Regions from separate parts of the Homo sapiens genome. Here region 2 is linked to region 1. A link is an interaction called in ENCODE POLR2A ChIA-PET data of the cell type or tissue named here. Cell type or tissue: OCI-LY7. All regions are shown on one strand. Each heading gives the region's core, and the rest is flanking DNA. Links, peaks and the distances in the headings are about the cores only.

Region 1 (2,818 bases), core at 20-2,519:
CGTTTTTTCTCTCCTGTCCTTTTCTTAGTTTTTAAACTGGGTAATAATAGATGCAGTGAAAGAACATCAAAGTTCAGAGCCAATTGAGTGGCAGGTAGTTGTGCTGATTTTCTCATAGCTGTACAATATAGGGCTGCTTTTGTGTAGATGTGATCATATTTAATCAAACTAAAAACACTTATCAGGAATGTATCTGAATATATTCCAAGCATATCTATCCTAAAAAAGCAAGTCCGCTGAATGCATAATATACTTTTTCATTTGTTTCAATTTGATCAACTTGGGATGCTTAAATGAATACATAATACACTCACATCTCCCTAGGAATATCCTAAACCAAAAGCTAAGAACGACTTGCTCCTTTCTTTGCTACATAAGCTTTAGGAGTAAAAATATTGCCTTTTGCAGTTTTAAACAAGGAACTAAAATAAAATATATTTTGAAAAAAAGGGATAAAAAAGTATACTATATTTCTGTAATTGAGTAGTTTGAAATAGCTGTGAAGCTGAATCCACAAACCCTCTTACAATAAAGCTTTTGAAATACACAACAATATATATCAATTACAGAAAAATTTGAAAACAGATAAGTACAAAGAAAAATAGTTTTTAAAATCACCTGTAATCCTACCACCTATGGAATAACACTTGGACTATATCAATAGGTCTTACTGAAGAAGTCTTTAGGTTTTTCTTTTTAATACTGATTTGAAATCTTTGGATTTGCTAGCTCTAAGAATAGAACTATGTCATCCAGCCTTTGACATAATGTTAGAATCAGATAGAAAAAAACCAATATGGAACAGGCAGTATGTTCCAAGAAACTTCCTATGCACCGTTCTTAATGCAGCTATTAAAATGGGGGAGAAAAACTGTTAACAAAAGGTAAATTTATCACCAGGACAAGATATGCTATTATTGCCTTAATAGCCAAATTACTCTGTGATATTACTTTCACTCAAGAATGTTCTATGCTTAATAAGAAGTGTCAGGATGGGATGTGCTTGGCATTTTCACGCTCATTGATTGCAGTGCCTCTGAGCATTATAGAATGTTCAATGGAAATGTAATTTTCCAGCTAAGTTACAGCTCTGCAAAGGATTAGGGAAACTCAAACCCTAGATTTCATCCTACAGATTTTGAAGTTAATGTTATTATGACTATCTCACATGCCAGGGTAAACCCAATAGTGTTAAGTTACACTCATGAGAATAGAGTGAAACTACAATCACCAACTTACCACAGACTTATAAAAAAGAAAAAATTCACACAGACTAACTGCTGCTTTAAAGGAAACTTAACTAATGACAGTACTGCAAAGATGAAAGCAACTTGATCTCTACATATTAATGTCAATATGTCCATGCGTATCCCACTATAATGACAATATAAAAATGGAAAGATGTCAGGATATCTAAGCATGGTGTTAATGTCTAGACAAAATTAAATTTGATCAAAGAACAAAGATATTGTCACTATCAATCTTAACTTCCTTCTGTTAAGTTTAATTATGAGCGTACCCATAATTTATTTCCAAGATCCCCGAGACATTCTGACTAGTACTCTGGAACTTTTTACTTGGCAGTTCAGAGATTGAGATATTTTAAGAACATAAGCCTATAATAGCATATTTATAGATAATTATATATATATAACATGATTCCCTGATCTTTTGATAATGCTAGGACCCGTTGAATGAGAGCTTGAGTGAAAGCAGTAATTCAAATTTCCTTCCTTTGTGATTTTTTTCATCTAAATCTCACCATGGCTTTTTCATTGTTTGGGCCTTATTGTATAAAGGGCAGAGCGAGCCTGATAAGAGCAAAGGAAAGGCTTAACACAGTTTGGAGAAAGCAGTGTGGATTTCCTCCAAAATCAGCACAGGGACCCGCCCTGGGGGCCTGGAACCATGGGAATTTCCTACTGAAGGATGTACCAGACTATAACATAATTTTCACCATAAGATTAATGGGACTTGGACTATGGAACATTCTCTGACTCTGGGTAAAATCAAATACCACAAATTAGAAGTTGAATTTTTCTTTTTTATGGATACCAGCATATTGTCGAGGAGAACCACAGACTACATACAGGGAGAAAGGAAGATTTCTCCTGCATCTCCTATGAACTGTGAAAAATTAAAATTCTATGCTTGAAGACAGCAACCACACAAAGCTTCAGAAGAAGAAAAAACTTTAAAGCCACTTCTGAAAACCGATGAATGTCACATATTATGCTCACAGGATATCCTATCCAAAAGGATTTGCTCCTTTCCACTGTCAGCTTGCAGCTGTGACTGTCACATTCTTGGGGTGAAACTATGCTCCACATCCACTTAAGCCTGATCTGTCCATGAAAGTTACCAAACACAAAAATGCAGCCACTGGAACATCCTGCCCTCCCATCGCTACCGTAAATACTTTGGATACTGCTTGATTTATTAACGTGGTAAGTGATTCTACTAGAACAGTCGTTCTCAACACGGGGCAATTTGCCCTTCGGAGGACATTTGGCAATGTTTGGAAACATTTTTGATAGTCACAACCAGAAGGTGTTTGGGGCTGCTACCGGCATCCTGTGGATAGAGGCCAGAGATATTGCTAAACATCCTACAACTCATAGAAGAGCCCCCACAGCAAAGAATTATTTTGCCTGACGTGTCAATAGTGGCAAGGTTGAGATATGCTGAGCTGGAGTTTTTTATTTTAATTTTTTGTACCACTGCTCCGTGGAAATGATTATGTAGGTGGATGTGTAGGAATGAAATAAGAGTATATTTATTCACTCTGGTATTTCTCCACCCATCAACACCCTACTGT
Region 2 (2,818 bases), core at 277-2,776, 93 kb before region 1:
GGAAAACAACTTCATGTTTTCACAATACAAACTATTGAAAGTAAGTAGAGTTCAATAAACATCTCTTGATTGTTGGAGAATGGTCAGAAGAAATATCTTCTGTATATTTGTGCTTCCTAGAAAGAGTCTGATGAAGTCTCCTGGGACCTGCTAGAAAGCAGGATCAATTAAATGTTTAGGTTTAGCATAAACAGGCACAGGAGGTCTTTGTCTTCTGGGACCAGGGAGCCCCTCTCACTTTCGGGGCCAGTTGGGTGACCCGCAGCACCTGAACTCCTAGGTAGAAACCTAAAGAGAAATCCATGGCAGTGCCTGAGTAGAATTTCCTCTTTCTAGAATTGAGGGTGCAGAACAGCAGCAGGCAAATGACAGAGGAGAGAGAAGGCAAAACAAAAAATTCAGCAGCGCAAGAGAACTGGGCTTTCTAGGGTGGTTGGTTGTGATCTCATGTGTGCGTGCTCTTGTGTGCACACGTGTGTGAGAAAAGTTGGCAGAGGAGGCTTTGGTTGAAGGAGGGAGGGTGGTTCTTTTTTTAGCCTGGAAAATTGCCACACTGGGACAAAAACCTTAGCACAGCCCAGATGGGCGAAAGGCAATAGGAAAAAAAAAGCCCCCTCAGAAAGGTAACCAGCTGCCTGAACCCTAACCCTGAAGTGAAAATCTACCTGGCCAAGAACAAAAATCCTCTTCAGTCTGGAGAAGCCTAATCTAAACCTGCATGGGGGCGATGCTCGCCAGTGGAGCTAGAATGCCTGCCATTTATCACCCAAGATAAAACTCTCAGCAATCCCCTCATGCAAATGGAACCCTGTTTGCGGAAAGGATTAATCCAAATTGTTCCGCGTTGTTCAAAGTGTCTCTGTGGAGTTCGTTCTGTCTCGTCTGCCCCAAACAAGCAATAAATTATCCACACGTGAGCCAATTTCCCAACCAAAAAGAGACAATGTGGGCAGAAGCGGACTTTTGATGCCCACTCCCCGCAAGGGGCTGCCCCACCTGGGCTCAAAATAGCAAGCAGGTCACGGAGGGCAGCCCTGGGCACATAGGACAGGAGTAAACACAGCCAGGAGATTATGCTGCAGCTGGTTAACCACAAGGATAAACAAGCGGACAAAGTAGGGAGAAACCCAAAGCACTCCACTTCAGTATTTTTAAATGACACTGAAAGCAATTTCATGGCTTCCATTTAAAAAGAAGCTGCTGAGACACAGAACATCCCCAATTTACAAAGATTCCAGGAAACAGCCTGAGCTTGTGATTGGAGGGGGTTACGGGGGTGAACAGACTACATGGAAATGCTTTCTCCAGGCAGCCACTGGCACCTGTTAAAAAGAAGCCCATTCAGACACACATCTTCAGACACATTTCCAAGTATTCATTTTAACCTGCTTTTGCCTAACATAAAACCAAGCAAAGATGTGGTTAATTGCCTTCTTTATTAACCTGCTTCCAGAGCTGCTGTTACCCCACATTTTCTCACCAAGGCAAGTATATCTGGAAGTCTCAGGAGGCCTTAAAAAAGTCCAGCACTAAATCTTCTGAGTCACTTAATCCCCAGCTCTTCTATGTTTGGAGATAATTTCCTTTATGAAAAGAAACTCTAACCTGGCCAGATACCCTTCTCAGACTTGCTAATGGAACAAAGAAGCCTCTCATTAGACTCATCCCTGTGGCTGCAGAAATAAGTGTCTCGGAAAGCACAGCTTTTGCTTTAGCCTCAGGATGGTTTTGGCTGCCGCGGTCCTTGGCTTCCTCTCATGGCGTCTCCTCCAGTCAAGCTCTAGCTAAGTTACACTTAGAGGCTAGAAAACAGGAGAGACAGGTGCCTAGCCAAAAAAAAAAAAAAGGAAGAAAAAAAAAGGACCGTCTAGTGATCAGGTTTGCCCGGCAGTGGGATCTGCTCCTTTCCAAAGGGTGGGCTGCCCATCCCAGGAGTGTCCAGAGACAGGACCACCTGCTGAAAAGGAGCTCCTTCCAATGCATGGAACATAATGAGACCAAATGGCATTAAGGACCCCTTTCAACCCCGAATCTGAGACTGCAAAGACAGGAAGGGCTTTCAAGGCACGTATGAGAAATTCTTTATGTCTTCTCTTTCCTTCCCTCATTGCATAGATCTCTCTTCTGACCACAATTAAAAGTAAGAACACTTCACACTTTATTTAAGACTCCACTTCCCTTTACCTCATTTCAGTGGGTAATGGTGGAGAAAGCCATTTGTCTGGTTAAGCAAAGCCCTTGACCAACAAGAAAGACATTTCAGCAGCAGAGATAGGAACCTATATTAGTAATAGGTTATGTTTATTAAGCACTTACTAAGTGCCCCACACTGTACTAAAGTCTTTACATAGATATCATATTAATCTTCCCAATAATCCAAAAAGTAGAATGTTATTGTTAGCCGGATATTAAAACAAATGATATTACAACAAAGGCCACTGTGTGAGCAGACTCCAGTGCTGTGCTCTGAACCACAAAGCTACTCTGTCTGGCTTGCAATCCTCCTTTCTGCTGTTGTTCCCACTGTTTAAAGAGCAGAAGGAAGAATGTTCTTCTCCCTGAAGGACGTTGTCCTATAATAACTGAAAGAAAAGACAGGCCCAGTGCTCATGCATCAAGACAGTGAAGAAGGCATAGGGCCTGGGGATGGGAAAAGGGTTGAGGAATGTAAGGATCACACAAAGCTTGTCAATTCTCTTCAGGGTCCCTGACATTAACCTGAGTGCGGTTAGGTGCCGCAAGGGAGGACTGACCTGGAAATCCCAAGTAACTAATTTCAGTCTCAGAGAGACAAATTATGACATAGAGACCACCCCAA

The links. Peaks named below come from ENCODE experiments on the same cell type or tissue, not always from the same donor. Only the 100,000 strongest peaks of a DNase experiment are listed, where the experiment ranks them.
Region 2: POLR2A ChIA-PET joins it to region 1 with 5 read pairs; 7 of 35 experiments call an interaction of 5 or more read pairs at or near these places.

The regions. Positions count from the first base shown.
Region 1 is chr2:136,031,439-136,034,256 of GRCh38, reverse strand. No RefSeq gene overlaps it. Among named protein-coding and RNA genes, the nearest start is that of DARS1, 47 kb to the right of the region's middle. In OCI-LY7, for the core only: no CTCF peak of the experiment used is centred there; no DNase peak of the experiment used is centred there.
Region 2 is chr2:136,124,316-136,127,133 of GRCh38, reverse strand. No RefSeq gene overlaps it. Among named protein-coding and RNA genes, the nearest start is that of CXCR4, 7.6 kb to the right of the region's middle. In OCI-LY7, for the core only: no CTCF peak of the experiment used is centred there; a DNase peak (open chromatin) is centred at 1,745; H3K4me3 peaks cover 922 bases; H3K27ac peaks cover 294 bases.